5 separate regions of the Homo sapiens genome follow, and regions 1, 2, 3 and 5 are each linked to region 4. Evidence: chromatin loops called from intact Hi-C (ENCODE). Cell type or tissue: heart left ventricle. All regions are shown on one strand. Region 1 has its middle 6.1 kb from the start of TRW-CCA2-1. Region 2 has its middle 39 kb from the start of TRW-CCA2-1. Region 3 overlaps SLC47A2 (solute carrier family 47 member 2). Region 4 has its middle 18 kb from the start of ALDH3A1. Region 5 holds the start of TRW-CCA2-1 (tRNA-Trp (anticodon CCA) 2-1).

Region 1 (5,000 bases), 250 kb after region 4:
TCAAGTACAAACTATCTCTATTTTTTTTTTTTTTTTTTTTTTTGGTTCAGGATCTCACTCTATCACCCAGGCTGGGGTGCAGTGGTGCGATCATCACTCACTGTAGACTCGATCTCTTGGGTTCAAGCGATCCTCCCGTCTCAGTCTCCCAAGTAGCTGGAACTTAGACTCCCGACTAATTATTTATTTATTTATTTTTGGTAGAGACTGGGTCTCATTATGTTGATAGACTGGTCTTGAACTCCTGGGTTCAAGCAATCCTCCCTCCTCAGCCTTCTGAGTTTCTGGGATTGCACTCCGGAGCCACTAATAAAAATAAATATTATTTAAATAATAATTTTAATTAAAAAATAACTAGGCCAGGTGGGGTGGCTCACACCCATAATCTCACCCCTTTGGGAGGCTGAGGCTGGAGGATCACTTGAAGCCAGTAGTCCGTACCAGCCTGGCCAACATAGTGAGACCCCATTGCTACAAAAAAATACAAAAATTAGTCAGGTGTGGACATGCTGGTAGCCCCAGACAGACAGGAGGCTGAGGCATCAGGATTCCTTGAGCCCAGGAGTTCAAGGTCCCAGTGAGCTCTGACGGCACCACTGCATTCCATCCTCGGTAACAGAGAGATATCCTGTCTCAGAATAATAATAGTTGGGGGTAGCAGTCTTGCCATGTTGGCCAGGCTAGGCTTGAACTCCAGGCCTCAAGCGATCCCTCCACCTTGGCCTTCCTAAGGCATTGGGATTATAGGCGTGAGCCACTGTATCCAGCCCCTAAAAGTGGAGTTTAAAGAGCTATAAATTATTTCAGTGTCTTATTGCAAAGTAAGGCAATTAAATAGACTATAGACATATGTAACACTTAAAATAGAAACACTTTAACCCAAGTTAAAACATTTAAAACAGGCCGGGAGTGGTGGCTCAAGCCCAGCACTTTGAGAGGCCGAGCCAGGCAGATCTCCTGAGGTCAGGAATTTGAGACTAGCCTGGGCAACATGGCAAAACTCCGTCTCTACTAAAAAATACAAAAATTAGCGTGGCGGTGGGCGCCTGTAATCCTAGCTCCTCGGGAGGTTAAGGCAGGAGAGTCGCTTGAACCTGAGAGGCAGAGGTTGCAGTGAGCCAAGATGGTGCCACTGCATTCCAGCCTGGGTGAGAGAGCGCAACTATGTCTCAAAAAAAATTTTTTTTTTTAAACAGAAAAACTACCTACTCACGGGTGTTCTGTTATTCCTTGTCAAAAAGTAACAAAGCTATTTGGGAAAATTGCGTTTTTCTTTTTCTTTTTTAAAATGTCTACTCCTCCCTTTGCACAGATTCTACCTGTGACTCGGTCTCCAGGCTTCCTTTGGGTTGACTTGGCTGAGTGACATCTGGCCCAGCACTCCGGGGCCATGCAAAGACCTTGGGGTGTGCTCCTCCCCCAGCATCTGGAATGTTATTGCTCCGTCTGCTCTGCTGTGGTCCCTCCAGTGGGCCACTGGCTCGGTCAGCTTTCCCAGTCTCTCCATAGCAGGTTTTGACCGCATCTTCAAACTGGAGTAGTCAATACTGTATGTGACAAGGGAATACTGTGTGTGACAAGGAAAGTTTTAAGGCTCATGACTGTAATCCCAGCACTTTGGGAGGCAGAGGCAGGTGGATCACCTGAGGTCAGGAGTTCAAGACCAGCCTGGCCAACATGGTGAAACCCTGTCTCTACAAAAATACAAAAATTATCTGCGCACGATGGCAGGTGCCTGTAATTCCAGCTACTCGAGAGGCTGGGGCAGAAGAATTGCTTGAACCCAGCAGGCAGAGGCTGCAGTGAGCCGAGATCATGCCACCATGCCATTGCACTCCAGCCTGGGCGACAGAGTGAGACTCCATCTCAAAGAAAAAAAAAAAGCAACTACTGTTCCAGATTCCCAAGTTTCTGGTTAAAACTGCCTTCTCCTTTCTCTTCTCAGTGTATTTGTCACTAAAGAAAGACACCTTCTCACCTACATTGTACCTCACATTGCTCCAAGGTGGAAACACTTGTCAGGTGCCAAAGAGGCAGTCTGACAACTTCAAAACCTCATAATACATTATCAAGATGTGTAATATATTTGTGTTGTTTGTAGCAATGCTGTGTTGATATTAATTATAGTTCCCATGATTTGAGGGAGCCAAAAAATATTTTTTAAAATAGTGATAATTCTATCCCAAAGAAAAATTGTTAATACTTAGCCTTTGAAGGTCTCAGGAAATGAGACATTTTAATTTTCAATTTACATTTGTATTTTTGTGGCAAGAGTCATGGTAGAGTGGTAAATAAAAGACTTTCAGCATAAAAGTATATTACAAATTGATGGGGGAAGGAACGGAAATATGAAGAGAAAAAGGAAAGATGAATGATTCTGACTGTTAAGGAAGAACTTGTTCATGTATTTTTAAAAAATGGGTGACAGTATCAAATTGTGTTGTGTATATGTCATTGGATATATTTAAAACAATGATGTAATCGTTTTATTTTTAAATGTTACTATTTGCGATATGCCAGCCCTCGCAACTATTTTTAATTATGGTGAAAATGTTTTATGCCCACTTAGAAAATGTACAAGGGTTACATGGTTTTCCAGAAATTATTTTAGAGAATACCCAAGCACAAAGTTAATTAGTTCTATGTTGGAGGAAAAAGATGTTCGCAGTGACGTCCCTGTGATTCCTGGGCTTGCCGTTTGCGCCCTCTGCCGGTGTTCTGAGATTTTGCTTTTTAGACAGCGAAACTGTCCTTTGCTCTATCCTTTGCTAACTGTGGTCAAAATCTCCCCACCAGGAGGGCCTGACAAGAGCCAGGCGGCCTGTGATGGCCTCAGGAGCCTGTTGTGCATTTGAATGATCCATCGCAGCATGCAGGTCACAGAATCAACGGGTCCCTGTCTTGGAGCTGGGTGACAGTGGAACACACTCTTGGTCTAAGTTCTGAACTTACACAATCTTCTTTTGCTGACTGATCTAGTGATGAGTTTCTTAGCCTTGGAAATATTAATAATTCTAGAAGAGCTACTGTCAAAAAGAGCCATATTCTGGAGAATATTGGAAGAGATTTATTCTGAACCAAATATGAGGATCACAACTTGTGACACAGCCCCATGAGGTCCTGAGAATATGTGCCCAAGGTGGTTGGGTCACAGTGTGATTTTATACATTTTAGGGGGAGAGAACTTGCAGACATCAATCTATATATTTAAGGTGTACATTGGTTCTGTATGGAAAGACAGGATAACTCAAAGAGGGGAGTGAGAGCTGGGAGTGATGGAGGTGGATTGAGGCTTCCAGGTCATAGGTGGATTCCAAGATTTTCTGATTGGCAATTGGTTGAAAGAGTTAAGTTATGATCTAAAAACCTGGCATCAATAGAAAGGAGTGTCTGGAAATGGGGGTTGTGGAGATCAAGTTTCTGTTCATGCAGAGGAAGCCTCCAGGAAGCGGGCTTTAGAGCTCTTATCAGGCCTGAAAAGGTACCAGACTCTTAATCTCTCCTGGACCAGGAAAAAGACCTGGAAAGGGAGGGGGATTCTCTACAGGATACAAATTTCCTCTACAAGAGACAGCTTTGCAGGGCCATTTCAAAATATGTCAAAAAATATATATTCTGGGGCTGGGCATGGTGCCTCACACCTGTAATCCCAGCAGTTTGGGAGGCCTATGCGGGTGGATCACTTGAGGTCAGGAGTTCAAGACCAGCCTGGCCAATATGGTGAAACTCCATCTCTACTAAAGATACAAAAATTAGCCAGGCATGATGGCACGCACCTGTAATCCTAGCTACTCAGGAGGCTGAGGCAGGAGAATTGCTTGAACCCGGGATGCAGAGGTTGCAGTGAGCTGAGATCACACCATTACACTCCAGCCTGGGTGATAAGAGTGAAACTCTGTCTCAAAAAAAAAAAAAAAAAAAAAAAAAAAATATATATATATATATATATATATTCTGGAATAAAATACATTGATTTCTTTCGGGGCCTGCTATCTGTCATGTGATGCTATACTAGAGTCAGATTGGAATTTGGTACCTATAAAGACATTGTTTTGTCAGTCTTAAGATCTTTATCTTATTTTTTTTATTATTATTTATTTTTATTTATTTATTTATTTTGAGACGGAGTTTTGCTCTTGTTGCCCAGGCTGGAGTGCAGTGGCCTGATCTTGGCTCATTGCAACCTCTGCCTCCTAGGTTCAAGCAACTCTCCTGCCTCAGCCTCCCAAGTAGCTGGGATCACAGGTGCCGGCCACCATGCCTGGCTAATTTTTGTATTTTTAGTAGAGACGGGGTTTCACCATGTTGGCCAGGCTGGTTTCAAACTCCTGACCTCAGGTGATCCACCTGCCTTGGCCTCCCAAAGTGCTGGGATTACAGGCATGAGCCACTGCGCCCTGCCAGATCTTTATTTTAACATTAATATTGGTCCCTTGTACCTGAATTCCAAAGGGAGAAGGGTATCATGAGGCATGTAGACTCCTCTTCCCATCATGGCTTGAACTAGATTTTCAGGTTTGGAATGTCTTTGGCTGAGGAGGGGGCAGAGGTAGGGAATGGGGCGTGTCTGCCAGTCAGCTGGAGAGCTTAGACATTTTTATTTTACTATTTTGTATTTATTTTATTTTGAGACAAGGCCTCGCTCTGTCACCCAGGCTGGAGTATAGCAGTATGATCATGGCTTACTGCAGCCTTCACCTCCTGGGCTCAAGCAGTCCTCCCACCTCAGCCTCCTGAGTATAGCTGGGACTACAGGTGCATGCCACCACACCTGGCTAATTTTTTAAATTATTATTTGTAGAGATGAGGTCTTTCTATGTTGCCCAGACTGGTCTCAAACTCCTGGGCTCCAGCGATCTTCCTGCCTTGGTATCCCAAAGTGTTGGAATTACAGCTGTGAGCCACCACACCTGGTCAGAATTTTATTTTTGGTTTACAGAGTAATGGTGAACACAACGCCAGCGTCTATGGTGTTTGCCATGTGCCAGGCACTGTTTGAA
Region 2 (5,000 bases), 300 kb after region 4:
TAGAGACGGGGTTTCTCCATGTTGGTCAGGCTGGTCTCGAACTCCCGACCTCAGGTGATCTGCCCACCTCAGCCTCCCAAAGTGCTGGGATTATAGGCGTGAGCCACAGCGCCCGGCCTGAATTATATCTTAATAAAGCTGTGACATGACCTGGAACCCCTAGGGTCCTGCTGAACCCAGTCTCCCGCTGTCTGCCACACTCAAAGCACGCCTGCCTTCCATCTAGCCGTTGCTCCTGTCTTCTTCCTACAGTGCCACCTGCCCAGAACCGCTCCACGGTCCATGGAGATCGGTTTACTTCTCTTTTCGCCTGCTTCCGCAGCCAAGACTCAACTCCCTCCCATCCATGAGTTCTCTTGGAGTATCTTTGTGTAAACAAGGTCTCAGTAACTAAATCCTGTTTCCATCTCCCTGCATCAGTGTTCTCTGGCTGGGTGGGCGGAGCTCCTTTGGCTCGGTCCTGCTGATGTCCTTAAAGGCCTCAGCCCGTGGAGTCAAAGCCTGGGGCCAGCGGCTGCAGGATTCTAAACACTGTGAGTGCTCAGTTGCGCAGCTGGGTGTGGGACTGTGTGACGGCAAGAAGCATCCAAAGGTGGACGTGGCCAGGGATGGGAGGAGCCATCGGAGAGGTGGTAAGGACAGCGACCGAGTTCCCCGAGAGAGGCGAGTCTTAGTAATTCGGGAATTCAGCCCCCACGACTGTGGTGAGTGAGGAGGAAGAATGCGGAATTGAGAGATGGAAAATGAGGCAGGCACTGGCCCCAGCCCTGGAAAGCCGTCCCTTCTCCTGTTCTGAAAGCCGACTTCTCCCACCTGGACGTGCACCCCATCTCCCCGGGAGGCCCCGGAGCCTGGCTGCAGTCCGTCTGTCTGCCTGGCTCGCCGCCATGGCTTTGCTCACCCCTCTCATCTTTGCCATGTTATCTCTACACTTAGGATTTGTGGTTTGTCTTGTACACTAATAAACGGCAACTCTATTAGGACATGAACAGTGGCTTTAAAATTTTTCTGACTCCATGACTCTCTTCATGGTATATTGCACACAGAAAGCCACTGGTAAATATCTGTTGATTGAAGCACCTCAAAAATCCAGAAATAGAGCTGTGTGCAGAGTGAGTACTTAATTCATTCAGCCATTCAGCAAGTATTTATTCAATGTCTATTATGCATGGGTGTGGTCACTGCCATGGACACAGAGACCACTATCCTGAACAAAGCAGACAAAATATTCATCCTCGCCAGGCTCACGCCCATAATTTCAGCACTTTGCGAGGCCAAGGCCAGAAGATGGCTTGAGCTCAGGAGTTTGAGACAAGCCTGGGCAACATAGAGAGACTCCGTTTCTAGAAAAAGTACAAAAATTAGCCAGGCATGGTGGTGTGCGCCTGTCATCCCATCTACTCAGGAGGCTGAGGTGGGAGGACGGCTTGAGGCCGGCAGGTCAAGGCTGCAGTGAGCTATGATCTCACCACTGCACTGCAACCTGAGAGACAGAGCCAAACCCTGTCTCAAAAAAAAAGGTTCGGCCGGGCGCGGTGGCTCACGCCTGTAATCCCAGCACTTTGGAAGGCCGAGGCGGGCGGATCACGAGGTCAGGAGATGGAGACCATCCTGGCTAACACAGTGAAACTCCATCTCTACTAAAAATACAAAAATTAGCCGGGCGTGGTGGCGGGAGCCTGTAGTCCCAGCTACTCGGGAGGCTGAGGCAGGAGAATGACGTGAACCCGGGAGGCAGAGCTTGCAGTGAGCCGAGATGATGCCACTGCACTACAGCCTGGGCGACAGAACAAGACTCCGTCTCAAAAAAAAAAAAAAAGGTTCATCATGATGGCACTTAAATTTCAGTGATGTGTATGTTTCCCCCACACATACACTAATGAAGGAGGGGAGGTTCCTGGAGAGCAGTGAAGGACTTTAAATATTCATGACTATGTCGTGTCTTACCTTAAGATGTTCGAGGCGGTTATTGAACTAGCCATTAGAGGGCACTCCAGGCACCGAGGGAGGAATAAGCCTGTGCTTGATTTTCCAGCCCCTGAAATTGGTGACCCGGGTTGGGCGCAGTGGCTCACGCCTGTAATCCCAGCACTTTGGGAGGCCAAGTGGATGGATCACCTGAGGTCAGGAGTTCAAGACCAGCCTGGCCAATATGGTGAAACCCTGTCTCTACAAAATATACAAAAAAAGTACCTGGGTGTAGTGGCGCATGCCTGTAGTCCCAGTGACTCGGGAGGGTGAGGCAGTAGAATCACTTGAATCTGGGAGGCGAAGGTTGCAGTGAGCCGAGATCGCGTCACTGTACTCCAGCCTGGGCAACAACAGTGAAACTCCGTCTCTAAATAAATAAATAAGTGATGGACATCCCATTTACCTCCTTGCCCCTTGGTTTCTATTCCCAAATCCTGGGCTTCAGTTTGATCTTGGACAAGCTTTATTCTTTGGGTCATGGGTTCCCTATCTGTAGAATGAACATTTTGGATGGATGATTTGTGAGGTCACACATGGGTCAGATTTTCTTTTTTTTTTTTTTTTTTTTGAGATGGAGTCTTGCTCTGTCGCCAGGCTGGAGTGCAAAGGCGAGATCTCGAGATCTCAGCTCTCCACAAACTCCGCCTCCTGGGTTCAAGTGTTTCTCCTGCCTCAGCCTCCCGAGTAGCTGGGATTACAGGTGCGTGCTACCACGCCTAGCTAATTTTGTGTTTTTAAGAGACAGGGTTTCACCGTGTTGGCCAGGATGGTCTCAATCTCTTGACCTCGTGATCTGCCCACCTCGGCCTCCCAAAGTCCTGGGATTACAGGCGTGAGCCTCTGCGCCCAGCCCTGGCTCAGATTTTCTAGGGTTCAAATATTCGCATGTGGGGGGATCTTTTGTCATACTAATTCATGCATTTCCTGGGTCTTTGAGATTTTTGAAATCAGATAAATCCAATGCACAGGCTCATGTCTGTAATCCCAGCACTTTGGAAGGCCGAGACAGGAGAATCACTTGAGGTCAGGAGTTCAAGACCAGCCTGATCAACATGGTGAAACCACTTCTCTATTTTAAAAGAATACAAAAAGCGGGCCGGGTGCGGTGGCTCATGCCTGTAATCCCAACACTTTGGGAGGCCGAGACAGGCAGATCACAAGGTCAGGAGTTCAAGACCAGCCTTGAACTCCTGTCAACATGGTGAGACCCCGTCTCTACTAAAAATACCAAAAACTAGCCAAAATCTCTACTAAAAATACCAAAAATTAGCCGGGTGTGGTGGTGTACACCTGTAATACCAGCAACTCAGGAGGCTGAGGCAGGAGAATTGCTTGAACCCGGGAGGTGGAGTTTGCAGTGAGCTGAGATCGCGCCATTGTACTCCAGCCTGTGCAACAAGAGCAAAACTCCATCTCAAAAAAAAAAAAAAATACAAAAAGCCAGGAGTGGTGGCTCACACCTGTAATCCCAGCACTTTGGGAGGCTGAGGCAGGTGGATCACCTGAGTTCAAGACCAGCCTGGCCAACATGGTGAAACCTCATCTCTACAAAAAATACAAAAATTAGCCAGGCGTGGTGGTGCATGTCTATAATTCCAGCTACTTGGGAGGCTGAGGCTGGAGAATACTCGGGAGATGGAGGTTGTAGTGGGCTGAGATCATGCCACTGCACTCCAGCCTGGGTGATAGAGTGAGACTCTGTTTCAAAAAAAAAAAAGTAGGCCAGGTGCGGTGGCTCACACCTGTAACCCCAGCACTTTGGGAGGCCAAGGCGGGTGGATCACGAGGTCAGGAGTTCGAGACCAGCCTGGCCAACATGGTGAAACCCCGTCTCTACTAAAAGTACAAAAATTAGCTGGGTGTGGTGGCGCACGCCTGTAATCCCAGGTACTCAGGAGGCCAAGGCAGGAGAATAGCTTGAACCCAGGAGGCGGAGGTTGCAGTGAGCCGTGATCCTGCCACTGCACTCCAGCCTGGGCTACAGAGTGAGACTCTGTCTCAAAAAAAAAAAAAAAAATGATGCACAATATATTGCCAGGCTCAACAATCCACAGCCACTCCAGGGGATCCCCAGAGCCCCAGGCCACCCGTGGTGTGGGCTTTAGCAACTTTGACCCGCACTCTGCTCTGGTGCCCTCTCCTGGTCAGACCCTTCTGCTCAGGGCATCATGCACGGCTGGGGGGCCTCAGCCCTAGAGGAGCAGTTCAGAGATTAACCCACTTCAGTGTAGAAGCTCCCCCACCTCCCAACAGAGGCACTATGTCTCTTGGTGGAAAAACAAATTTCACTGTCATTTTCTTCCAGCCCTCTCCAACCCACAGCCTAACTTGGTCTCCAGTTAAATGACTGTCTTCTGGAAGCCTGTACATAGTTTAAGATGGGTCTCTGCAGATACACTCCCAATTCCTTGGACTTTCTGCTCATTGGCAGTGAAGCTCTGGGAAGGCAGAGGAGAGGTGAGCAGTGCCTACAGGAAACCCTGCCAGGAGTTCCACAGGCTGGCTGGCTCTGCAGCTCCTCTGCACCCCAGATCATCCCAGGGCCAGGTAACAGACAACTTGGGACACTCTACACCGCAGAGCCTGCGGAAATTATTCAAACTAACCAACCCTAAGCCTACTCACCTTGCCTTGCCCATTCCTTCCAGAGAAAACCCAATAAAGCCTTTTATCCACGCCTTCCCCTCGCTCCTGCCTTCTGGCCAACCTCAATGCTTCTCTGCATGGCCCTGCATGGGGTGGCGTGCTCCCTCCTCTTGAGAACTGTAACTTTTTTTTTTCTTTTTTTTTTTGTGGTGGGGTCCTCACAGTCTCACTCTGTCACCCAGGCTGGAGTGCAGTGGCACAATCACAGTTCACTGCAGCCTCCACCTCCTGGTGCAAGTGATCCTTCTGCCTCAGCCTCCTGAGTAGCTGGGACTACAGGCACGTGCTACCACGCCTGGCTAATTTTTGTATTTTTGTAGACAGAGGGTTTTGCCATGTTGCCCAGGTTGGTCTTAAACTTCTGGGCTGTCTCAGCCTCCCAA
Region 3 (5,000 bases), 62 kb after region 4:
AGAGCAGGAAGAGCCAAAGGGGTTTAGGGGCCTCCTGGCAGTGGGGAGCAGGAATGAGGTGGGCAAGCAGGGCAGGCTGTCAGCTCATGGGGCCTCTGTTTCCAGGTTGGTCCAGCCAGTGCCTGCAGGACTGGGGCCCCTTCTTCTCCCTGGCTGTCCCCAGCATGCTCATGATCTGTGTTGAGTGGTGGGCCTATGAGATCGGGAGCTTCCTCATGGGTACGTGGAAGAGGATGGGGGGCGCAATGGCGTGTGGGCGGCTCACCCAGCCCAGAAGCCCCCTCCCCAGGATGGCGGCTCACCCATCCCAGAAGCCCCCTCCCCAGGATGGCAGCTCACCAGCCCCCTTCCAGCTTCACTGGCCAGGCCCTCAGGCTTGGACCCAGAGAACACCACTGCCCAGCGGGGCTGATCCGTCTGTTGCTGGTCTGCCTCCCCAGTAGGCTGTGAGCATCCAGGAGGCAGACTTGGGCCTTTTGTGCCTGAATCCCAGCATGGGCCAGGCAGAGCAGGTGCCCGTGGGAGGTGGCTGAGGCACGGAGGAGTGAGAGATTCAGTTGGTTTGCGGGTGTGAGCAGAGGTCCAGGCTTGCCAGTGTGAGGCTCCCACCTGCTGCCTTGTGTGTGCTCATTAGAGCACTCGGTGAAGTGAGGACTCCAGGCAGCCTGAATGTGAGAACCCCTGCCCTGCCCCGCATTTGCAGATGAGAAAACGGGGCCCCAAGAACACAGGAACTCCACAAATAGAAAATCAGTGGGAGGGCCAAGAACCGAACTCGAGTTGCCGGACCCTGGTCCTGTTCTCTGTCCCCTCCCTCACACTGCCACCCTGAGTTCATCTGGAAAGACAGACCACACAGGGAAGCCTGCAGGGGCCTCCGGGGCACTGGGCAGAATTTTCCTAACAGGCTGAAGGCCAGGCAGGAATGTCTTTTTGTTGTCATTGTTACCAATCTGCCCTTCAAAATCAGCCGGGCTCAGTGGCTCATGCCTGTAATCCCTGCACTTTGAAAGGCCGAGGTGGGTGGATCACTTGAGGCCAGGAGTTCGAGACCAGCCTGGCCAACATGGCGAAACTCTGTTTCTACAAAAAAATACAAAAATTAGCTGGGTGTGGTGGCACCACCTGTAGTCCCAGCTACTTGGGGGCCTGAGGTGGGAGGATCACCTAAGCCAGGAGGTGGAGGCTGCAGTGAGCTATAATTGCGCCACTGCACTCCAGCTCAAGCGACAGAGTGAGACCCTGTCTCAAGGAAGAAAAAAAAAAAAAGCCCCTGAGTCCCCAAAGCAAAGCAGCGTCCTGTCGGCGCAGGGTCTGGGTGTCTGGGGCTGCGGGCCGGACTCACGGCGGGCCTCTTCTCTAGGGCTGCTCAGTGTGGTGGATCTCTCTGCCCAGGCTGTCATCTACGAGGTGGCCACTGTGACCTACATGGTAAGGCTCCTGCAGGGGTGCCTTCCCCACATCCCCCACCTGATGGCTGGAGGTGTCATAGGAGGGGGGCAGGCTGTCACCTGAAGCTATCTCTGTCTCCCGAAGGACCCTCCCCGGGCCTCTCGTGCCCACCAGGTCCAGACCCTGCTCAGCTTACGCCAGGACTCACACACAGGTGCCCACAACCTGACGACCAAGGGTGATATTTCACTCACAGATGTTGGAATTTTAAAAATTAATTAGTATCATTTTAAAATTGGGAGATTTCACATCACAATCTTATTTTTGGATTTTCTTTAAAAATGCACATTCCAGGCTGGGCGCAGTGGCTCACGTGTGTAATCCCAGTACTTTGGGAGGCTGAGGGCGGATCACAAAGCCAGGAGTTCAAGACCAACCTGGGCAATATGGTGAAACCCCATCTCTACTAAAAATATAAAAAGTTAGCCAGGTATGGTGGCACAAGCCTGTAGTCCCAGCCACTTGGGAGGCTGAGGCAGAAGAATCACTTGAACCCGGGAGGCGGAGGTTGCAGTGAGCCGAGATCGTGCCACTGCACTCAAGCCTAGGCAACAGAGTAAGACTCTGTCTCAAAAAAAAAAAAAAAAAAAAAGCACATTCCATCGAGCAGCAGGCCACATTCCTGCACACTGCAGTCGGCCAGAGCTGGGTGACAGCGTCCCCAGCAGGGCCATGGGCTCTCCTCCACCACAGCCCCCACCTCCCCTCTACTCCCCACAGAGACACAGCCATCGTCTTGCTTATGCAGCCCATGTCACTCGGGTACGCATCTGCATGTTATCCCTGACCCCAGCTTTAAGCAAAGGAGTCACAAAAATCTACATTACAAAATCAATTTAGAGATTCTTATTTTTACAAGTGGTTTCTGCTGAAATATCTTTTTTCTTACAGGGAGCTTTTCTGGGACTAAGACCACAGTCACCTCTTTAAAATCTGTTTACTCATTTGATTTGGACAACACAGTGATTTCGGTTGCAAGGCCCGCCTGCCTGTGCTGCTTCTGATGGCGCAGGTGGTGGTGGGACTGGCTGTGTCACTGGGGGTACCCCCACCCTTCTCCCAGCCCCAGCCCTCCCTGCCTCATTGTCAGCAGCAAGAATGTGACGTGCCTCTTACACTGCATGCCTGAGATCTGCTCTGCCTTCCCGCTCACGTCCCTCTTGGCCCAGGCTGGCTCAGGACTTCAGGGGTTGGAGGGTGGGCCCACTGACAGTGCTTTCTTATCTTTGATCCCAGATTCCCTTGGGGCTCAGCATCGGGGTCTGTGTCCGAGTGGGGATGGCTCTGGGGGCTGCGGATACTGTGCAGGCCAAGCGCTCGGCCGTCTCGGGCGTGCTCAGCATAGGTAGGTGGAGTCCTCTCCTGGTGGGCCTTCAAACGTTGGCCTGAGTCACCAGCCTGGGCCACAGGAAGGCTGGCATGCTGGAGGCAGGGCTGGCCTCGGGAGCTGCCAGGTTTATCTTCCAAGCCTGCTGGACCTGCCATCTGACCCAGGTCAGCCTCTGCTGATAAGCTGACAGCTGCCCCTCCCTGAGCAGCAGGCGTCCCTCCCACCACTTTCTCCCCATCCCCACTCACTCCTTCCCTGCTGCTGTGATTCTGGGACTCTTCTGGAGACAGCTGGCTTCTACCACTTACCTTAGAGCAAACCCTGACTCTTTGACGGCCCTTCCTGCCCAGCACTCTCCTTCCAGCTGTCCAGAGTCCTTCTGCAGGCCTGGCCCTCCCAGCACCCCCATGAGCTTGGCAGCTGCCAACCCACTCTGGAGAAGGAGCCACTCATGTCCTCTGACATCATGGCTGTGCTTTCTGAGACTGGAAGGCTCAGACCGGCTTCCCTGTAGAAAGCAGTGGTTCTTAGGCTGTAGCCTGCGCTGGAATCCCCTTGGAGGGCTGGTCACAGATTGCTGGGCCTCACCAGCAGGCTTTGGTTCAGCAGGTCGGAGGCAGGGTCTGAGAATCTGTTTCTAACAAGTTCCCACGTGATGCTAATGCTGCTGCGCCAGCGTGCCGCCCACTCTGAGAACCACTGGAGTGGAAGCATTTTCCACACTGCCCTTCCTACAAGACTGTCTAGCCCAAATGAACGCCTCAGATGCGGGGGACATGAAGGCCTGTGACAAAAGGCACCTGGTTGCAGAGGGCTGGGCTGACTTGCACTGACATAGGGGCCAGCCCTTTGCTGATCTGAGCAAGGGTGCTTCCTGGCTTGGGGTCTGTCATTGCTGCACCTTTTGTCTCTTCCAGTTGGCATTTCCCTGGTCCTGGGCACCCTGATAAGCATCCTGAAAAATCAGCTGGGGCATATTTTTACCAATGATGAGTAGGTAATCAGTTTTCTGTGCTGACTCTTGGAAAATGTCAAAGTGGTTCCCAGTGTGTCCTCAGATTTATCACATTCCTGGCTCAGTGCTGGGCCCAAAGGAAGCAGGAAGAGCCCAGGCTTGGCTCTCACTGAGAGGAAGCCAACTTCTGTCTATCCACCCCAGGCCTTTAGTGCCTGTCCATAGACAAGAGGCTAATTGAAGGGCAGTCCAAAATTGTGGGGGCTCTTCTGAAGTTTTAGGTGTGACCCACAGACACAGAAAACTCTGGGCTAGCAGTGCCAGTTACATTTGTGTGGGGCAACTACCTCTATTCCAAAGCTTTTTCTTGTGGGGGTGGGGTGTGGAATAGAAGGGATATAAATGGGTCTCAAAGGATACATCTGTGTCTTAATGCTTTCTCATTTCTTCTGCAGAGATGTCATTGCCCTGGTGAGCCAGGTCTTGCCGGTTTATAGTGTCTTTCACGTGTTTGAGGCCATCTGTGTAAGTACCACTTTGATCCAAAGCCTGACTCCCTGGGACATGATTTATGTACTTGTGCCCTCCCCAGGACCTCGCAGGGCTGTGAGGATGAACTTGTTAATACACATGAAGGGCTAACTGTATAGTAAGTGCCCAAAGTATTTGCTGATAATAGTTCCATTCTTATTTCAAACAGTGACTTCCCTCTTCTTCTGCAATTTACACGAGCTCAAAAGTGAATGCAGATTAGCAAAGAACTGAAAAATTGCAGCAGTGTAAAGCCACAAATCTTTTTCTTCCGGATTCCTCATGAGCTGGGACCATGACATTGACCTGTGCCCCAGGCTGGCCAGGAGCTGAATGGCAACCATATCCTGTTGCCAGCACAGAGGGACATTTCTACAAGGGAACGAGCCCACCCAGAACACAGAAGGAACTGGACTTTCTGCTCCTTTGATCACTAAAGGACAGGTGTCATTTAACACAGATTTGAATTATGTAATTTTTTTTTTTTTTTGAGACAGGGTCTCGCTTTGTCACCCAGGCTGGAGTGCAGCAGTGCGATCATGGCTCACTGCAGCCTCAACCTCCTGAGCTCAAGTGATCCTCTCACCTCAGCCTCCTGAGTAGCTGGGACTACAGGTGCATGCCACCACATCCAGCTAATTTTTAAATTTTCGTATTTTTTGTAGAGACAGGGTCACACTATGATAGGTGGAATCCTCTCCTGGTGGGCCTTCCAACGTTGGCCTGAGTCAC
Region 4 (5,000 bases):
GAGTTAAATGAGCTGCCGTGGAAAGTGCACATGGCAGTCCCTCCCTGAGGCTGGTGTGGCCAGCAGTGGGAGTAGCAGAGGGAGGCTGAAAGGACACGGGAGGCCTCAGGATCCACTCTGTTGTTTCTCCTCATTGGCCATCAGATGTGCTTCCTCTTTGTCACATCTGTATTTTGGAAACGTAAACCCTCCTTTCCATGGAACATGTGCTAAAATAACATTTCTTAGAAAAATTGGTCTCAAGAATATATCGTTCACTCAGTAACAAAGGAGTCAGCAGTGTGACAAATGTCAATTCAAAACGGACCTGAAAACTGAGGTCTGTTTTGGAAACAGGATGCTTATTACATAAGTAATTTGTGAAAAATAAGTTGCTTATTTTGGTAAAGGTCACAGTTTCCTTTTACGTCTATGGTCATAGAAACATTATATGGGTTGTTACGGAGGAAGTCTGGGGCAGGATGGTCCAAGATAACCAGGTGTGTAGACCAGGGGTTGACAAGCTTTTCCTGTACTGAAAAATACAAATATTTTAGGTTTTGAAGACTGTCTGGTCTCTGTCGCAACTGCAGGAGTCCCACCTTATTCATGAGGTTATGCTCCAAGACCCCCCAGTGGATGTCTGAAACCTTGGAAACTGCCAAACCATATATGTATGCTGTTTTTCTCTATACAATCACATAGTATAGGGTGGATCACATATGCGGCGTGGACATGACAGACAAAGGGAATGATTTGTGTCCCAAGTGGGATGGCAGAAGACTACATCACACTGCTCAGAATGGTGTGCAACTTAAAACTTAGGAATTGTTTATTTCTGGAATTTTCCATTGTTTTCTTTCTTTCTTTTTTTTTTTTTTTTTTTTGAGACAGAGTCTCTGTCGCCCAGGCTGGAGTGCAGTGGCATGATCTTGACTCACTGCAACCTCTGCCTCCTGGGTTCAAGTGATTCTCCTGCCTCAGCCTCCCCATTAGCTGGGATTACAGGCCTTGTGCCATCACGCCCAGCTAATTTTTACATTTTTTGTAGAGACGGGGTTTCGCCATGTTGGCCAGTCTGGTCTTGAACTCCTGACCTCCGGTGATCTGCCAGTCTCAGCCTCCTGAAGTGCTGGGATTACCGGCGTGAGCCACCGCATCCAGCCTTAAACAGAATTTAATGAACTGTTAGTTTACAGCATGCAAATTTTTCTCCATTGGTAGTTTTGGAACATACTTGTTTTTCTGCTGCTTTGAGAAATGAGGTGTTCTACTTTTAATCTTCCTGTGTGTTATTTGGACAAGTTACCTTCCCATCCTGAGCCTCAGTTTTTCCATCCATTAGAGAAGATAAGAGGACTACTACTTTCTAATCCTACCTGTGTGGGGAAAATGCTCTTTGCACAGTGCCTGGCATTTAGCAAGTGCTCAACAAATGGTGGCAGCAAGCAAAGTGAAGCTCTCCCTGCCATGCTGGGATCTGATGCCCCTGTTCCTAGCAACAGCTGCCTACAGTGCCGGGGAGCCAGGCCTTGGGCTGTTGCCCTGTCTCTCAGCAGGGCTATGTAAGCATATTGATTTTTGCAAAACCAAGTTCTGGTTCCTTGCTGTGGGGCTGACAAAAAACCATGGGGTCGATCCTCTATAAATATTTTAGCTATGTCCTCTGTTTTTTAAATACAAAATGTGTACTCTAGCCCTTGCCTGTCTGAATTGAAACAAACTCTTTTGAGGTCATGTGCCTCTGGACCCCCACAGCCACACACTGTCAGCGGCAGGCCCCACCCCTGGGACTCATGTCCCACCTCAGTGCCTTCTCTGCCTTTGGAGAAGGAGCTTAGGTCAGGCCCCACACACCTGTCCAGCCCCATGTGTCTCCCCGACCAGCCCTACTGCCAGCAGCGCCCCGTGGGCTGAGCCAGACCTGGGCCAGCCCTCAACCGGCAGAGGGCGCCCGCCCCCAGGCAGTGAGGCTTCTCAGGCTGCTCCCTGAGAAAGGACAGTGTCTTGCATGGGGAGGGGAGAAGGGACAGTGAGGTAACTTCTTCCCAAGGGGTCGCCAGCAGGGACCCCTTTGAGAGTCTGAGGAAAACCTCAGAAAAGGCACAAACTCACAGAAAACGTGAGAGCTGCCCTCTTGGTGCCCCCCTGTCACTAGATGTTGGGGACTCCCAGCTCCCCGGAAGCCCATCTCCCTTCTTAAGGGAAGCAGTGAGGTGAGTCCTCAAGTCCCTTTTCCCCAAAGAAGCTCTGCTGTCTTGCCCCAAAGATTCCTCGATCCCCTCTTGGGGCTGGTCAGATCTGCCCTTGGCTTGAGAAGGGGCTGGGGAGCGAGCCTGCCCCTAAGGAGACTCGGACCTGCAGAACTAAGGGCCACCCCCAGGAGGGAAGGGCTGCCCTCAACACACGTCCCTTCTGGGGCCTGCCTCTGCTCGGCAGGGCAGGGGGTGCCCCATGTGGAGGACTGCTCTAGATGGGCTTTTGTAGGTGAGAAAGGTAAGACCTCAGGCCTACTAGCGCATAGAAGAAAAAGATTCTGGCCGGGCTTGGTGGCCCATGCCTGTAATCCCAGCATTTTGGGAGGCCAAGGCAGGTAGATCACCTGAGGTCAGGAGTTCAAGACTAGCCTGGCCAACATGGTGAAACCCTGTCTCTACTAAAAATACAAAAATTAGCTGGGTGTGGTGCCTGGTGCCTGTAATCCCAGCTACTTGGGAGGCTGAAGCAGGAGAATCACTTGAACCCAGAGGGCAGAGGTTGCAATGAGCCGAGATCACGCCATTGCACTCCAGCCTGGGCAACGGGAGTGAAACTCCATCTCAAAAAAGAAAAAAAAAAAAAGCCTGCTGCCAGGAGGTCTGATGTGGGGCAGGTGGGGTCTAGGGTAGGAGTTCCCTTCCCTGGATGTTTCCTATGCCAGAGGCTAATGGACAAATTTTGAGAAATTGTGATGTTTGGCTTGATATTGGGTCTTTTTTTCCTGTCATTCATGCCCTCGAAGCCATTTGTTAAGCACCTGCTCTGAGTTGGTGCTATACTATGACACAAGGGAGAACGCCAGGGCATGGCCTGCCCTCATGAGGCACACACTGTAGATAGGACGTTGATAAAGACAACATGACAATTGTGACTAATGCCACAGAAGACAGGTAGATGATGTTGTTATGTGGACTTGTGGGAGGGGAACTGGACCAGCCAAGGAAGTCAGGAAAGAAGGGAGCATGAAGCCGGCGGAGAGGGGAGTGTTCTGAGCCGGGGACCAGCATGTGCAAAGGCCAGCAGGTTTGCTTTCTGCAGTGCAGTAATCACTTTCGGAAATCATCTTGTGTGTATTTTTACTTGTTTATTATTATTATCACCTCACTAAAATGTCAGCTCTCTAAAGCCAGGAACCTTACTGTCTTACTGTGTCCCTAGCTCCTAGGACAGTACCTGGGAGATAGTAGGTACTCAACATATATCTGATATTTGTGGAAAATAATGGCTGACATACACTGCATGTCTTCCCCATGCCAGTCAGTTTTTTTTTTTTTTTTTTAGACGGAGTCTCACTCTTGCCCAGTCTGGAGTGCAGTGGCGCGATCTCAGCTCACTGCACCTCTGCCATCTGGGTTCAAGAGATTATCCTGCCTAAATCTCCCAAGTAGCTGGGATTACAGGTGCCTGCCACCACGCCTGGCTAATTTTTGTAGTTTTAGTAGAGATGGGATTTCACCATCTTGGCCAGGCTGGTCTTGAACTCCTGACCTCAGGTGATCCACCTGCCTCAGCCTCCCAAAGTGCTGGGATTACAGGTGTAAGCCACTGCGCCCTGCCTGCCAGTCACAGTTCTAAGCATTTTATATGAACCCACAGCCAGCCCATGAGGAAACTGAAGCTTAGAGAGGTTAAGTAACTTGCTTAATTTCTCATAGGTGGTGAGTCCCTGAGCCAGGATTCTAACTCAGGCAGGCTTCCTCCAGAGCTCATGTTCTTACAGCCCATCTCTAGATGTAAATGAAGCAGATGGATCTGCTTAGGTGCAGCTTTAAGCATGTTTATGTATATGTGAGCAAGTCGGGGATTTCAGCTCACAACAGAACACAGGCTGTCAGCACTGTCACTGTGTGACTGCAGGTCAGAGAGTCTGGGTGGGAAGAGAGAGAGGGAGAGGTATGTTGATGAGCTTGCAGCCTTTTTTTTTTTTTTTTTTTTTAAGACGGAGTCTGGCTCAGTCGCCCAGGCTGGAATGCAGTGGCGAGATCTTGGCTCACTCCAACCTCTGCCTCCCGGGTTCAAGCAATTCTCCTGCCTCAACCTCCAGAGTAGCTGGGACTACAGGCGCCCGCCACCATGTTTGGCTAATTTTTGTATTTCTAGTAGAGATGGTGTCTTACCATGTTGGCCAGCTGGTCAGGAACTCCTGACCTCAAGTGATCCACCCACCTCGGCCTCCCAAAGTGCTGGGATTGCAGATGTGAGCCACCGTGCCCAGCCTTGCAGCCATTTTTAAGCATGGGATGTGGCTTAATCAGATTGGCAGGTTGCAGAAAAGATGAGAGGGGCACAGATGGATTCAGGGAGACCAGATGAAACTTACTCACATGAGAATGATGGATGATTTCAATAGATGAGTAGGAGTTAAAATGCCTTGGAGATCAATAGGATGTGGGTATCTATCAGTATTCTCAGTTGCTAGAAAGTGTATGAGTTAATTTTTGCTGTATAACAAGCCACTCCAAAACTTAATGGCTTAAAATAATAAGCATGTATTATTTCTCATCATGCTTATGGGCGAGTTAGGCAGTTCTGGTCTGAGTCAACATGGCTGGTGGTCAGTGGTCTAAGACAACTTCACTTGGGTTTGTAGACTTGCATGATGTTTAGCTGGGACATCAAGGATGACTTGGCCTCCTGTCTGCCATCATCTGGCAGGCCAGCTCAGCCTTGTTTACATGGTGGTGTCCCATGGTAGGTGGAGAGCAAGTCCCAGGGCGCAATCACCAGCACCCTACGTGTCTCTGTGCCTCATATTTGCCAGT
Region 5 (5,000 bases), 260 kb after region 4:
GTGGTCGTGTTTCCTTATACCTTCCTCCCTTTGGAATTCAGGCACAGTTGACCAGCACCAATTTTAAATAGAGACCTTGGCCTGGCGTAGTGGCTCATGCCTGTAATCCCAGCACTTTAGGAGGCGAGTGGATCATCTGAGGTCAGGAATTCGAGACCAGCCTGACCAAAATAGTGAAACCTCATCTCTACTAAAAGTACAAAATTAGCCAGGTGTAGTGGTGCACCAAGCCTGTAATCCCAACTACTTGGGAGGCTGAGGCAGGAGAGTCGCTTGAACCCAGGAGGCGAAGGTTGCAGAGATCCTGCAGCCTGGGCAACAAGAGGGAAACTCTGTCTCAAAAAAAAAAAAAAAAAAAAAAAAAAAAAAAAAGAAAAGAAAAAGAAAGAAACAGAGACCTTAAGACTGACTTTTCGTAGCAATAAGATACTAACGTGACAGACAGCAGGCCCTAAAAGAAATCAAAGAATTTTATACCAAAACATAATTCCTTGACTTTTTTTTTTTTTTTTTTTTGAGACAGAGTTTCGCTCTTGTTTCCCAGGCTGGAGTGCAATGGCATGATCTTGGCTCACCGCAACATCTGCTTCCTGGGTTCAAGCGATTCTTCTGCCCCAGCCTCCTGAGTAGCTGGGATTAAAGGCATGTGCCACCACGCCTGGCTAATTTTGTATTTTTAGTAGAGATGGGGTTTCTCCATGTTGGTCAGGCTGGTCTCGAACTCCTGACCACAGGTGATCCGTCCAGCCTACTTTTTGTTTTGTTTTGTTTTTGAGACAGGGTCTCACTCTATTGCCCAGGCTGGAGTGCAGTGGTGTGATCATGGCTCACTGCAGCCTCCTGAGCTCCTGGGCTCAAGTGATCCTCCTGCCACAGCCTCCTGAGTAGCTGGGACCACAGCAGTGCACCACTACTTCCGAGATGGGGTCTCACCATGTTGTTCAGTCTGGTCTTGAACTCTTGGGCTCAAGAGATCCTCCCTCCTGGGCCTCCCAAAGTGCTGGGATTACAGGCATGAGCTACCATGCCTGACCCTCTATTTTTATAATACGGTTGAGCAGTTTTCAATTTGTATATTTAGTCATGACTGACCACATATTTTGAATCACCACAATATTCCATTTTATTCTTTTTTCAACTCAGTCTAATCTGCTGTTAAATATATCCATTGTGTTTCTAACTTCAAGTATTAAATCTTCCATTGCTAGAATTTTGTTTTTAGTTATTTACACATATATTTTTATTGTTTATCGTTCTCTAGTTAACTTTTTGGTCTCCTCTTTTATTTTTTGAAAAAGATTAAACATATCCATTGGGTATTCAATATCTGATAATCTCCATACTGGAATCTGTGGATCTGATTCTGCTGTTTTTGCAAAAACAGTGGACAGCAGAATCAGCTTCACAGACTTTATTTTCCTTTAAAATGTATTATGAGTAAATTTCGACTGGGACTTTATATGTGGGAAAACTAAAAGGCCTGTTGTGAGGATGTATTTCTCTCAGAGAGAATTTACCTCAACTTCTGCCAGCATCTGTGGGGTATCCTAACCTGGGAAACTATAATTTCTTGGCCTGGGGCTTTTGGACCACGCAGGTGGAGAGAATTCAGACCTGAACATCATGTTTCGTAACATTAGATCCTATGAACCCGCCAACCAGATATCATACATGGTAACAACTGTTAGACAACATTGAAGTGAATATCCAGGCCTTACGGCTGTGGCCGAATCATAGACCTGCTGAGAATGAGGTGTCAATTCAGGTGTCAGAGAAAGGACCACCAGAGAGATCATCACTGAGACTAGGAATCCCTGAAAGTGCGGCAGACAAAAAAAGAGAAGTTCAAGGCAGGCAGGGAGAAGACGGAGATGCAAAAGACACCAGTCCTTAGGGTGGGGAACCCACTTCCGGGAAGCGAGGGACCCCTTCCAGGTGAGAGCCCAGGTGAGTGGGGGGCGGGCAGAAGTGGGCGTGGGAGTGGCGGGCGGGGCGCCCTCCCTGCGACACGGCTGGGTGGCTTCCGGCTCCCTCGCGGTTCGCTCGGAGGGTTGGTGCTGCCCCTCCCTCGGAACGGAACGGCGTTTTTATTCCCAGGGAAAGGAAAAAGAAGTTGCTTTCCGTTGCGTTGGAAGGACAACATATCTTGCAGGGGGCTTAATTTCTCATTTATGACTTTTATTCCGCTCTTTCCAATCCTCTACAATTAAGAAAGAAAAAAAAAAAAACCCAACCTTGACCCCGACGTGACTTGAACACGCAACCTTCTGATCTGGAGTCAGACGCGCTACCATTGCGCCACGAGGTCACACCAAAGTGGTGACTCCGCATCGCTAAAGACCTCGTTTCTGCAGTATGGTTCTAGGGCTGGGAGGCTAAGGAGGAAAGACGCCCTCTTTCCTGAATTCCAGCACCAATTCAGAGCGCTAGCGAGTGTGGTTTCTCCGGTGCGGGAACACAGACGCGCTGGAGCATCCCAGCCTGAACTGCGGCGCCGCAGCGGAGCAGCCACCCGGCGGCCGAGACTCGGGCTCCGCCTCCTCCGCGTCGCGTAGTGACCCGGCGAGGGGACGCCGGGGTGCGGGGACTGGCACCGGGGGGTGGGATTAAGGAGATGCCCAGGAGGAGGCCCAGGATCGGGGGGATCCCTGGGCCATGGGGATTCTGGGAGGGAGCGAGGGGACGCAGGGGAGAAGGGGACGCAGGGGAGAAGGGGACGCCGGGGCGGACTAGGGGACGCGGGGGTGGGTGACTCCGAGGAGCGGTGAGGACGCCGGGGGTTAGGGGTGAGGAGATGTCCAGGGGAGGAACGAGGGACTAGAGGAAGCCCAGAGGGCAGGGGGACCCCGGGGTAGAAGGGACTCTGAGAGGGAGCGAGGGGACGTCGGGGCGGGGGTGGGGACGCGGGTGGAGGAGGGAACGCCGAGGAGGGAGGTGGGTTGACTCCGGGCGGGGCTGGGGACGACGGGGCCTGGCTGGGGGCGGCTGGGCGGCCGTCAGAGGCGTTCGCGGTCGCCGCTCGCCGGGTGCCCTGCCTCCTGTGAAGCGGCGACGTTGTCGTCGGGAGGCGGCAGGAACCCGGCGTGGCGGCCGAGAGCGGATGGCGGCGCGGGGGACGCGGGGGCGCGGGGCTCGGGGCTCGGGGCTGCTCCTTTCTCCTCTCCTCTCAGGGGACAAGCGCGGGGGTGCGGAGGGCGACGCCCACGGCCAGGAAGCACCTTGCCAAAAAGACTTGGAAAATGCCACATTTCTTTTAATTTTTGAGACAGAGTCTCGCTCTGTTGCCCAGGCTGGAGTGCAGTGGCGCAATCTCGGCTCACTGCAACCTCCGCCTCCCGGGCTCAAGCGATTCTCCTGCCTCAGCCTCCCTAGCCTCCCGAGTAGCTGGGATTACTGACGCCCGCCACCACGCCTGGCTAATTTTTTTTGCATTTTTAGTAGAGACAGGGTTTCTCCATGTTGGCCAGGCTGATATTGAACTACTGACCTCAGGTGATCCGCCCGCCTAGGCCTCCCAAAGTGCTGGAATTACAGGCTTGAGACACTTAGCCTGGCTTTTTTTTTTTTTTTAGACAGGGTCTTGCTGTGTTGCCCAGGCTGGAGTGCAGTGGCGCGATCTCGGCTCACTGCAACCTCCGCTTCCCGGTTTCAAGCGATTCTCCTGCCTTAGCCTCCCAAGTAGCTGGGATTACAAATGCGTACCACTACATCCGGCTAATTTTTGTATTTTTACTAGAAATGGGGTTTCACCATGCTGGCCAGGCTGGTCTCGAACTTCTGACCTCAAGTGACCTGCCCTCCTTGGCCTCCCAGAGTGCTGGGATTACGGGCTAAGCCACCGCGACTGGCCTGTGCATGGTTTTAAACGGCTCATTGTCCACTTAAGACTCCGGGCTCTTGTGGGAGTCTTGTGGGAGTCAAGTCCCTGATTTGAACAGTACTTTCTTCTTCCTATTAAATAAGAAAAATAAAACAGTGAGTGAATGCTTTTTTTTTTTTTTGGATGGAGTCTTGCTCTGTCACCCAGGATGGAGTGCAGTGGTGTGATCTGGCCTCATTGCAACATCTGCCTCCCAGGCTCAAGCGATCCTCTTGCCTCAGGCCCCCACTTAGCTGGGATTACAGGTGTGTGCCACCATCCATGGCTAATTTTTGTATTTTCAGTAGAGAAGGGATTTCACCATGTTGGCCAGGTGGTCTGGAATTCCTAGGCTCAAGTGATCCTCCTGCCTGGGCCTCCCAAAGTGCTGGGATTACAGGTGTGAGGTACTGCGCCTGGCCAATAAGTGAGTGAATAAATTTTTCAGTAAAAAGGCTAGTAAATAGGCCGAGCGTGGTGGCTCATGTCTGTAGTTCCAGCACATTGGAGGGACCAGGAGGGAGGATTGCTTGAATCCAGGAGGTCGAGGTTGCAGTGAGCCATGATTGCACCACTACATTCCAGTCTGGGACAGAGCGAGACCCCGTCTCAAAACAAAACAAAAAACCTTATTAAATAAGAAAGATAAACTCTCCTGGTCTGTTGAAGAACATGAAGCATCAATCTTAATTCAATAAATACAACACTGTGGGGAAAAGCAAGAGAGATCAGATTGTTACTGTGTCTGTGTAGAAAGAAGTAGACATAGGAGACTCCATTTTGTTCTGTACTAAGAAAAATTCTTCTGCCTTGAGATTCTGTTAATCTATGACCTTACCCCCAACCCCGTGCTCTCTGGAACATATGCTGTGTCAAACTCAGGGTTAAATGGATTAAGGGCGGTGCAAGATGTGCTTTGTTAAACAGATGCTTGAAGGCAGCACGCTCCTTAAGAGTCATCACCACTCCCTAATCTCAAGTACCCAGGGACACAAACACTGCAGAAGGCCGCAGGGACCTCTGCCTAGGAAAGCCAGGTATTGTCCAAGGTTTCTCCCCATGTGATAGTCTGAAATATGGCCTCGTGGGAAGGGAAAGACCTGACCGTCCCCCAGCCCGACACCCGTAAAGGGTCTGTGCT

The links. Hi-C counts contacts between places; a loop is a spot of excess contacts. Peaks named below come from ENCODE experiments on the same cell type or tissue, not always from the same donor. Only the 100,000 strongest peaks of a DNase experiment are listed, where the experiment ranks them.
Region 1: it touches region 4 in a loop (14-fold over the local background); 110 of 110 quality-filtered maps call a loop at or near these places.
Region 2: a loop joins it to region 4, with 5 times the contacts of the local background. A loop is called at or near these places in 5 of 110 quality-filtered maps.
Region 3: a loop joins it to region 4, with 2.2 times the contacts of the local background. A loop is called at or near these places in 15 of 110 quality-filtered maps.
Region 5: a loop joins it to region 4, with 13 times the contacts of the local background. A loop is called at or near these places in 109 of 110 quality-filtered maps.

Annotation. Positions count from the first base shown.
Region 1 is chr17:19,511,790-19,516,789 of GRCh38, reverse strand. No RefSeq gene overlaps it. Among named protein-coding and RNA genes, the nearest start is that of TRW-CCA2-1, 6.1 kb to the right of the region's middle. In heart left ventricle, a CTCF peak has its summit at 2,706 (motif pointing left); a DNase peak (open chromatin) is centred at 2,729; H3K4me3 peaks cover 271 bases; H3K27ac peaks cover 1,451 bases.
Region 2 is chr17:19,466,527-19,471,526 of GRCh38, reverse strand. No RefSeq gene overlaps it. Among named protein-coding and RNA genes, the nearest start is that of TRW-CCA2-1, 39 kb to the left of the region's middle. RefSeq lists an enhancer at 16-525. In heart left ventricle, CTCF peaks have their summits at 1,990 (motif pointing right) and 4,133 (motif pointing left); DNase peaks (open chromatin) are centred at 546 and 866; H3K4me3 peaks cover 1,100 bases; H3K27ac peaks cover 1,451 bases.
Region 3 is chr17:19,701,867-19,706,866 of GRCh38, reverse strand. It overlaps SLC47A2 (solute carrier family 47 member 2), which reads left to right. Exons shown (of 17, transcript NM_001099646.3): 9 at 106-219; 10 at 1,364-1,431; 11 at 2,689-2,797; 12 at 3,700-3,775; 13 at 4,193-4,262. Among named protein-coding and RNA genes, the nearest start is that of SLC47A2, 12 kb to the left of the region's middle. RefSeq lists an enhancer at 1-505. In heart left ventricle, CTCF peaks have their summits at 2,142 and 2,791; a DNase peak (open chromatin) is centred at 2,884; H3K27ac peaks cover 1,374 bases.
Region 4 is chr17:19,763,588-19,768,587 of GRCh38, reverse strand. No RefSeq gene overlaps it. Among named protein-coding and RNA genes, the nearest start is that of ALDH3A1, 18 kb to the right of the region's middle. RefSeq lists an enhancer at 1,675-1,824. In heart left ventricle, a CTCF peak has its summit at 1,923 (motif pointing right); DNase peaks (open chromatin) are centred at 1,917 and 2,396.
Region 5 is chr17:19,505,489-19,510,488 of GRCh38, reverse strand. TRW-CCA2-1 (tRNA-Trp (anticodon CCA) 2-1) reads right to left here and starts at 2,308; the gene lies at 2,237-2,308. RefSeq lists enhancers at 1-221, 4,410-5,000 and silencers at 2,576-2,655, 2,736-2,785, 2,896-2,955, 3,026-3,195. In heart left ventricle, no CTCF peak of the experiment used is centred here; DNase peaks (open chromatin) are centred at 2,015, 2,458 and 3,108; H3K4me3 peaks cover 2,025 bases; H3K27ac peaks cover 1,882 bases.